Linked DNA regions of Homo sapiens: region 2 is linked to region 1. A link is an interaction called in ENCODE POLR2A ChIA-PET data of the cell type or tissue named here. Cell type or tissue: endothelial cell of umbilical vein. All regions are shown on one strand. Each heading gives the region's core, and the rest is flanking DNA. Links, peaks and the distances in the headings are about the cores only.

Region 1 (4,383 bases), core at 204-4,203:
TACAGTGTCATAGGTGGCCAGGGATGGGCCGGGCCTTCCCTGCCCAGATCCTTCTCCCCACCTCCCTTAAGGGCGAGAAAAACTATAGAATTTCGCACAGATGGAAAAGACACACTTCCCAGGCTCCTTTGCAGCACGGGTAGCCACATAACCCGGGGATGCTAATGCAGGCCCAGATCAAGGAGCGGTGCGGAGCTGTGGTGGGGACACTGGGATCTGGGGGCAGGGAGCGCTGTGGACAACGTGGGGCAGGGAGAGCTACGTGTGCGGAGCTGCCTTTAGAGAAAGCTGACCGCAAGGCTGACTGTGGGGGTGGGGAGGGGGTGAGCCCCTGAGAGCCGGCTGGAAGGACAAGAGCGGGGCTCGGGGCTGCTCAAGAGGCTGCTGCCCGGCCTGGGAGCAATGGGAGGGGCAGTTCAGACTAAGCAGAGCTGACTCGGCCACTGTTGGCCCTTCTTCCTTCCCTATTCTCCCCCATGGCTACGCTCACCTTTGTGCTCCTTGAGAAAATCACAGGACGCAGATCCTAAGGGCTGCTGAGTCATGCCTGCCCGGCCTCGTGTGTCTGGGTGCGGCCCTGAGCCCAGGGATAAGAAAGAATTGCAGCCTGAATGAATGTACAACTGGCTAAATGTGGCCGGCCTCTGCGCCCACACTCCAGGGGTGCACATGTCCCTGACGGGGTTTCTGGCACGGGCAGGATGACCTCTTTTGGGGGTACAGGGTGTGGTCTCAGCCAGGGGGCCCCCTCCATGGCCCGACCACAGCCCTGGCCAGGGCGCTGCCGACGCAGCCTTGCCCAGGAGTGTGTCGTGAGGCCTGGGTATGACACAGAGTCAGGGCGGAGGGGGTGTGTCGAGAGGCCAAGATGCTGGTGGGGTCAGTGGCAGCCAGAGACGTAGGCAGACAGAGCTCAGGGATGGTGAGGCCTGGCCCACTTTCTGGGTGGAGAGGCCACGGTCTCCATCAGAGACTAGGGTGCCAGCAGGGGAGGCAGCGTGGCCTGTGCCGTTTCCGTAGGGAAACCTGAGGCAGGGCCCAGGGCAGCACATTTTGTGGCTACAAGCCGGAGACGGGGGAAGAAGGCAAAGGACTCGCAACTCCCACTCAGGGAGGGATCAGCCGCCGTGTCCCGCCTCCAGGAAGGGTAGCACCGAGGCAGGGAGGGTCATGGGGCAGAGCACAGGGTGCCCTCACTCAGAACACTGAGGCACAGACTGTGCATGGGGGCCCCATCCCCCCAACAAGGGAAAGTGAAGACTGGACCCTCAGAGGCCACACAGTCAGGCCAGCCTCGGGGTCGCTGTGCTGCTCCTGAGAGTAACAAGGGCGTGAATAACTAGATGTCTGGACACATCTGTGTGTGTGTATGCTGTGTGTCCACGAGTGTGTGTGCCTGTGCATCCGTGTAGTGTGTGTGTTCGTGCATGTGTGCCTGTGCTTCCGCGTGTGCGTCCGCATGTATATGTGGGTGCGTTTGCGTGTGCGTGCATCTGCGTGTGTATGTGTGCGTCTGTGTGTGCATCCGCGTGTGTGTGCATCCCTGTGTGCGTGTGTGTGCGCCCGCATGTACGCATGTGTTTGCATGTGTGTGCCCGCAAGGTTCCCATGTCCAGACGCAGAGAGGGTGGTGAGGAGGCTACACACACAACTGCTTTCTCAGGGCCATGGGTGTGAACTTGGGGCCACTAGCCTTCTGCGTCACTTTCACACTGTTCAGAGAAAATCAGCCAGGTGGTGTCTGTGTAAACAATCAGCACAGCCAGGCGGACGCGTCCTTCCAGTGAGCTCAGGGACCCGGCCCGGCTCTGAGGGAGGCCTATGATGCTGGGTCCGTGGAAGCCAGTTCCAGCCAGGCCATTCATCGTGACCTGTGAGGTCTTGGGAATCCCACCCGACCTCCGAGAGCCTGTAAAAAGGGGGCGTCATCCCAGTGTTGCTGGCTCGGCTGCTGACACCTGAGCATGCCCAGTGCACACTGGGCGTGAGCCTGCTCGCACCCCCAGGCCCTCCCCTTTCACAGAAAAATTTCCCAAGCCTGTTCAGTCTGCTCTTCCTTGGTGGGGGTCACAGGAGCTCAGGAAATTCACCACTTGCTGGATAAGGCACAATTTTCACGTTATTGAACCCAAAACATTTTTTTTTGAGATGTAGTCTCACTCTGTCGCCCAGGCTGGAGTGCAGCGGCACGATATCAGCTCACTATAACCTCTGCCTCCGGGGTTCAAGCTATTCTCCTGCCTCAGCATCCCGAGTAGCTGGGATTATAGGCGTGCACCAACACACCCAGCTAATTTTTGTATGTTTAGTAGAGACAGGTTTTCGCCATGTTGGCCAGGCTGGTTTTGAACTCCTGGCCTCAAGTGATCCGCCTGTGTTGGCCTCCCAAAGTGCTGGGATTACAGGCGTGAGCCACTATGCCTGGTCCTCAGACCCTCGCTTTGAAGCAGCTGTTGTCTTGGTCTCCAGGGTGTCAGCGGTCCTCTGCCTGGAGCAGCTTCACTGCGATCGATCGATCTCGTGGTCACACGGCCTCACAAGGCCTTCTTCTTACGAGTACACCAGGCCCTGGATTTAGGGTCCTCACCTGGGGCGACTGCATTTTATGTAACTAATTACATCCACAAAGACCTCATTTCCAAACAAAGTCACATTCTTTTTTTTTTTTTTTTTTTCCAATTGAGATGGGGTCTCACTCTGTCACCCAGGCTGGAGTCCAGTGGTGCAATCTCGGCTCACTGCAGCCTCCGCCCATCCCCTGCCTCTCCCCCCCGGCCCCCGCCCAGGCTCAAATGAGCCTCCTACCTCAGCCTCCTGAGCAGCTAGGACTACAGGCACATGCTACCATGCCTGGCTACTTTTTTTTTTTATTTGAAATGGAATTTTCGCTCTTGTTGCCCAGGCTGGAGTGCAATGGCACGATCTTGGCTCACTGCAACCTCTGCCTCCCAGGTTCAAGTGATTCTCCTGCCTCAGCCTCCCTAGTAGCTGGGATTACAAGCATGTGCCACCACGCCAGGCTAATTTTTTGTATTTTTAGTAGAGACGGGGTTTCTCCATGTTGGTCAGGCTGGTCTTGAACTCCCGACCTCAGGTGATCCGCCCGCCTCGGCCTCCCAAAGTGCTGGGGTTACAGGGGTAAGCCACCACGCCCGGCATCATGCCTGGCTACTTTTTTCCATTTTCAGTGTAGACGGGGTTTCACCATGTTGCCCAGGCTGGTCTTGAACTCCTGAGCTCAAGCAATCCACCCACCTCGGCTTCCCAAAGTCCTGGGATTACAGGCATGAGCCACTGCACCTGGCCTAATAAAGTCACATTCTGAAGTGCAGGGTGGACGTGAGTTTTTGCAGGACATCAATGAATTTGGGGGGACACCTGTCCAGGCTTAGGGTGGACCTTTTTGCAGGACATCATTGAATTTGGGGGGGACACCTGTCCAGGCTCAGTGTCCTCAACAGTGCTGCCTTTATAATCACAGCCTGAACTGTACCCTTCAAATGGCTGAGTCATATGGAATGAATTGTAACTCAATAAAGCTGTTACCAGAAAAAACAGAAATAAGAGCCAGGAGTGGTGGCTCACGCCTGTAATTCCGGCACTTTGTGAGGCCGAGGAGGAAGGATCACTTGAGCCCAGGAGTTCGAGACCAGCCTGGGCAACATGGCAAGACCTCATCTCTACAAAAAAATTGTTTAATGAGCTGGACGTGGTGGTGTGCCTGTGGTCCAGCTACTCGGGAGCCTGAGGCGGGAGGATGGCTTGAGGCCAATTGCTTGGACAGAAGTTGCTGTGAGTTGAGATCACACCACTGCACTCCAGCCTGGGTGACAGAGTGAGAACCTGTCTGGAAAAAAAAAAAAAAATAGAAATAAGGAAAGAGAAGTCTGTCTCCCATCCCTTCCCCCAGCTCTTTGGCAGGGGCACGGGCTTGGTGGGAGCTGGCATGGATGGGGGCATGAGCAGGGCAGTGCGCAGGGGCCTGGGCCGGCCTCGTGGAGGTGACGGCTGTTTCAGGGCCAGCCTGAGTCCGCACCTTGTGAGGGAATCTCCTCAATGCAGTAATTTAGGCAGAATTCCAGCTGGGGTGAGGTGGCCTGTAATCCCAGAGGCCTCCGGAAAGTGCAGCCTACCGGATGCTGGCCAGGCCCGGCCTGTCCCCACAAGTGTCTTGGAAAGGCCCTACCAGGGTGGAGGACACGGGTGGCAGCAAACCCTGAAGGTCAGTCCATCCCAGCGAGTGTGTGACAGGTGTTCACTGGGGCCAAAGGAAGACCCCGAGCCCCAGGGAGGTGTCAACAACCACACTCTGCTGGTGGTGTCCCCAGAGAAGCCCCGGGAGCCTAACTGCCCATGAGGTTCCTTCTCTCCCTTCCCAGCCTC
Region 2 (4,383 bases), core at 154-4,153, 68 kb after region 1:
GCCTCCCAGAGTGCTGGGATTGCAGGCAGGAGCCACTGCGCCCGGCCATCTGCAGCTGTTGCATGTGAGTGTGCACGTGCGTTCTGGTCGGGGCACTGGGGGTCGGCGTTCTGTAACTTTGCAGGCAGCCCCTCCTTTCCGGAGTCCCTGGGAACTTCAAAGCAGGAACGGAACATTCAGAGGCAGCAGCAATGTCCTGGTTCCTGCAGGCTTTGTAGGCTCAGAAAACAAACCTAAATCCAGTCATGTTTCTGCATTTAGCTTTATGTTTTTAAACAAAACTTTGGCTTGGCTTATGTTTCATTTATAGAAAAGCGGTACGTAGCTGGGAAGTTGGTACAATAATAGTTTATTCTCAGGCGCTGCAAAAACCAGCCATGTGTCTGCTGCCTGCTGTGCTAACCCTGGAATTTATTGATCTCTGTGGTCCTAGGTAGATCCACAGTTTAGAGACTAAAGTTAGATGACAATTTGTGCTTGAGAAGCAGGAGCTCTGGGGAGAAGATGATGTCTTCTTGGAGTCTGCTGTGTCCCCACGGTGCCGGCTCAGCACTCTGGCTGGGTTACAACAGGCCTCCTCGGGCTGCCCGCCTGGACACACAGGAAGACGCCAGCCCACGTGCTGCCCTGAGCTGCACTAGGACCAAGTCGGGGAAACCAGCCTGTGAGCTCTGGATTTGGGTCCTGATGCTGGGCCAAGGGGGGTTATCCCTTCCTAGAGAAAGCTGGAAAGCTGAGGTTGGAGTTGTCATAGCAACCAGGCCGTCAATCAGGGGCTGAGCACTGTCAGGGGCGTTGGATGTCCAGGACTTCCCACACAGGGGTCCCTGTGACAGAGTGGACAGGCCACAACCCTGCTAGATCATCCCCAGGGCAATCAGAAGCAACCCACTGGGCTGCGGGGTCAAAGTTATACACACTCTTCAAGAATGCAGTATCAGAAAAAATGAGGGGCAGACACTCTGGAAGAGAGACTTTAGACAAGAATCACTGCACATCCTTGGTTATTTCCCGGTAAGAAAAAATGTTTTGAGAACAACTAGGGGGAAATTTGAACGTGAACTTGTGTGAAGATGTCCTTGATCTAAGTTGGTTTCCTGTAACCATGGCGATGTAGTTATAGAGAGGAATGTCACCTGGTAATGCAGGCTGGAGTGTTTGAGGACACAATGCCATATTGCCCATAACTTATTTTTATTTTTTCCTTCGAGACAGGGTCTTGCTCTGTCGCCCAGGCTGGAGTGCAGTGGTGCAGTCATGGCTCACTGCAGCCTTAACCTCCTGGGCTCAAGCGATCCTCCCATCTCAGCCTCCTACTGAGTAGCTGGGGCTCTAGGCATGTGCCACCACGCCCAGCTAATTTTTGTATTTTTAGTAGAGACAGGGTTTCACCATGTTGGCCAGGATGGTCTTATCTCCTGACCCTGTGATCTGCCCGCCTCGGCCTCCCAAAGTGCTGGGATTACAGGCATGAGCCACCGCACCCGGCCGGGAATGGCACCTTCTAAAACGAAACATGCACATCCTCTGCCAGCCCAGTCTCTCAGGAACCTCAGAGACATCCTCACACCAGGGGGGACAGGTGACACGTTTGGCAAAACCTTAATCCACATAGAGCACGAGTCCACACTTATGAAATATCTAGAAACACAAAGTGCTGGCTGCCAGGTGCTGGCACGGAGGGGAGCGGGGCTGACTGCTCAGCGAGTGCGGGCCTTCTCTTGGGGTGATGAAATGCCTGCAGTAGATGGAGGTGTGGTCTCACAACATTGTCAATACACTAAATGTTGGAGACCAGCCTCAACACCACCCACAGCGTACCCGAAGTTCGGTGGCAACAAAGGAATGAGAAGAGACAGGTTAAGAGTTCATAAAGGTAGGAGCCAGGGGGCCAGTGGCAAAATGGAGGCTGCAAAAGGCACTGAGCTCTGGTCTCCACGCTATTTATTGAGTACAGTCACTTAGATCTGAGAAGCAGATGTTCAGGGCGAAACAGTGAAAGGGAGGCAGTGCGTCATAGGCGTAATCTACAGCAATACCGGTTTCAATGAATCTCCTTTGTGCTCAAACAGCGTATCTTTAACTTATCGGACAGGAGCTGGTGGGAGCGGGCTTAACCAGGAGCTCGTGTGTCTGTCCACAGTCCAGTGCTTCAAAGGAGTGTCCTTCTCCTTGAACACAGTGTTTACAGATAAGAGCGGGTCTCACTCTGAGCATGCGAACATGATGGCGATTAGGAGGCTTTCCTCCTCAGAGGCCTCTTGTGGCTTTCCACAACTTATTGTCCCATATTTTCATGGCCAGTTTATACAGGCATTCCACAAGCCCTTTTCCCAACACTAAATGCCACTGAACTGTACACTTTAAACAATGATTATGCCACTCGGCACAGCAGCTCACGCCTGTAACCCCAGCACTTTGGGAGGCCGAGGTGGGCAGATCACTTGAGGCCAGGAGTTCGAGTCCAGCCTTGGCCAACATGGCAAAACCCTGTCCCCACTAAAAATACAAAAATTAGCTGGGCGTAGTGGCGCATGCCTGCAATCCCAGCTTCTTGGGAGGCCAAGCCACAAGAATTGCTTGAACAACCCAGGAGGTGGAGGTTGCAATGAGCCGAGATCACACCACCTCACTCCAGACTGCGTGACAAAGACTGTCTTAAAAAAAAAAAAAAAAAAAAAGGTTATGTGAATTTCACCTCAACTTAAGAAGGGCTCTTGGCTTTTTTCTTTCAGCGTTTTGAGTATCTCATCCCTGCCTTCAGTGTATTTTTTTTTTTTTCTGATGAGAAGTCAAAAAAAAAATCTGAATCAGGTTTAAAAAAAATCTTAATCTTCCTGGGGTTCTCTTGTATGTGATGAGTCCTTCTCTGGCTGCTTTGAAGTTTTCTCTTTCAACATTTTGAGTTTCATCATTTCAGCTGTGTTTGGGGGAGGGTGTGGAGTTGCTTAGATGTGTGCAGTTTTTGATCAGTGTACACATCTAAGAAACTCTACACACTCCAAGGAAGATAAACTCAAAGCTGGCAAGTTTTTGGCCATGAGTTTTTTGAGTATTTTTTCTCCTGTGGTCCTGCTGCTGTGTGTGCTGTGGCACTTGGCGGTCCTGCATTTCTGAGGCTCTGTTCATCAATTTTTTTTTTTCAGATTACATAATTTCTATTAATCTACAAGTTTGCTGATTCTTCTACCGCCTCAAATCTACAATAACTGAAATAAAAACTTCACTAGAGGGTCTCAACTCTATTGAAGTTTTGATTTCTCTTACTGTGCTTTTTAACGTCTATATCTCTATTTGGTTTCTTTTAAAAATACCTATTGGTATTATTTGGTGAGACACTGTCATCATATTATCTTTTATTTATTTTTATTTTTGAGACAGGAGTTTCGCTCTTGTTGCCCAGGCTGGAATGCAGGGGTGCGATCTCGGCTCACTGCAACCTCTGCCTCCCAGGTTCAAGAGATTCTCTTGCCTCAGCCTCCCCGGCTAATTTTTGTATTTTTAGTAGAGACGGGGGTTTCATCATGTTGGCCAGGCTGGTGTCGAACTCCTGACCTCAGGTGATCCACCCGCCTTGGCCTCCCAAAGTGCAGGGATTACAGGCGTGAGACACTGCGCCCGGCCCCATCTTTTATTTCTTTAAATATAGTTTCTTTTAGTGATGGGAACATATTGATAAGGGCTGGTTGAAGTTTGTCTGCTAAGATCAGCACCTGGGTGCCCTCAAAGCCAGTCTATTGCCTCTCTGCTCCTTGTGTATGTGACACTCTTTTGTTTCTTTGAATGTCTTACCTTGTTTTTGTTGAAAACTGGACATTTTAAATAATACATTACAACAGATTTCCTTCTTCCTCTAGGGCTTGTTTTTTTTTTTTAAAGACAGGGTCTCATTTTGTCACCCAGGCTGGAGTGCAGTGGTATGATCATAGCTCACTGAAGCCGTGACCTCCCAGGTTCAAGCAATCCTCCTGCCTCAGGCCCCCAAGTAGCGGGGACTACAGATGCACGCCACCACGCCTGGCTAATTATTTGTTTTTTTTTTTTTTTTGTAGAGACACGGTTTTGCCATGTCGCCCAGGCTGGTCTCAAACTCCTGGACTCAAGCGACTTGCCTGCCTAGGCCTCCCAAAGGGCTGAGATTACTGGGGTGAGCCGCCGCGCCTGGCCCAGGGTTTGTTTTTGTTTGCTTGCTTGTTCAGTGTCTGTCTGTGGACTTGTCTGGGATCCAAAGAACAGGTGAAAAATTTGTTTCGGGGAACACGGGCCTATAAAGACTCCGCCATGCCTGTACTCTGCTTGCCCAACACTGACCACACCCACTGCCAACACCCAGAACAGGCTGTCTGCTGGGTACCAGCCCACCCGTGCCCGCCTCACCCTAGC

Evidence for each region. Peaks named below come from ENCODE experiments on the same cell type or tissue, not always from the same donor. Only the 100,000 strongest peaks of a DNase experiment are listed, where the experiment ranks them.
Region 2: POLR2A ChIA-PET joins it to region 1 with 6 read pairs; 3 of 35 experiments call an interaction of 5 or more read pairs at or near these places.

Annotation. Positions count from the first base shown.
Region 1 is chr21:43,764,504-43,768,886 of GRCh38, reverse strand. No RefSeq gene overlaps it. Among named protein-coding and RNA genes, the nearest start is that of CSTB, 9.6 kb to the left of the region's middle. RefSeq lists enhancers at 1-293, 272-844, 294-907, 1,522-2,135, 3,448-4,193 and 1 more and a cis regulatory region at 16-1,064. In endothelial cell of umbilical vein, for the core only: no CTCF peak of the experiment used is centred there; no DNase peak of the experiment used is centred there; H3K27ac peaks cover 691 bases.
Region 2 is chr21:43,696,476-43,700,858 of GRCh38, reverse strand. No RefSeq gene overlaps it. Among named protein-coding and RNA genes, the nearest start is that of PDXK, 20 kb to the left of the region's middle. In endothelial cell of umbilical vein, for the core only: no CTCF peak of the experiment used is centred there; no DNase peak of the experiment used is centred there.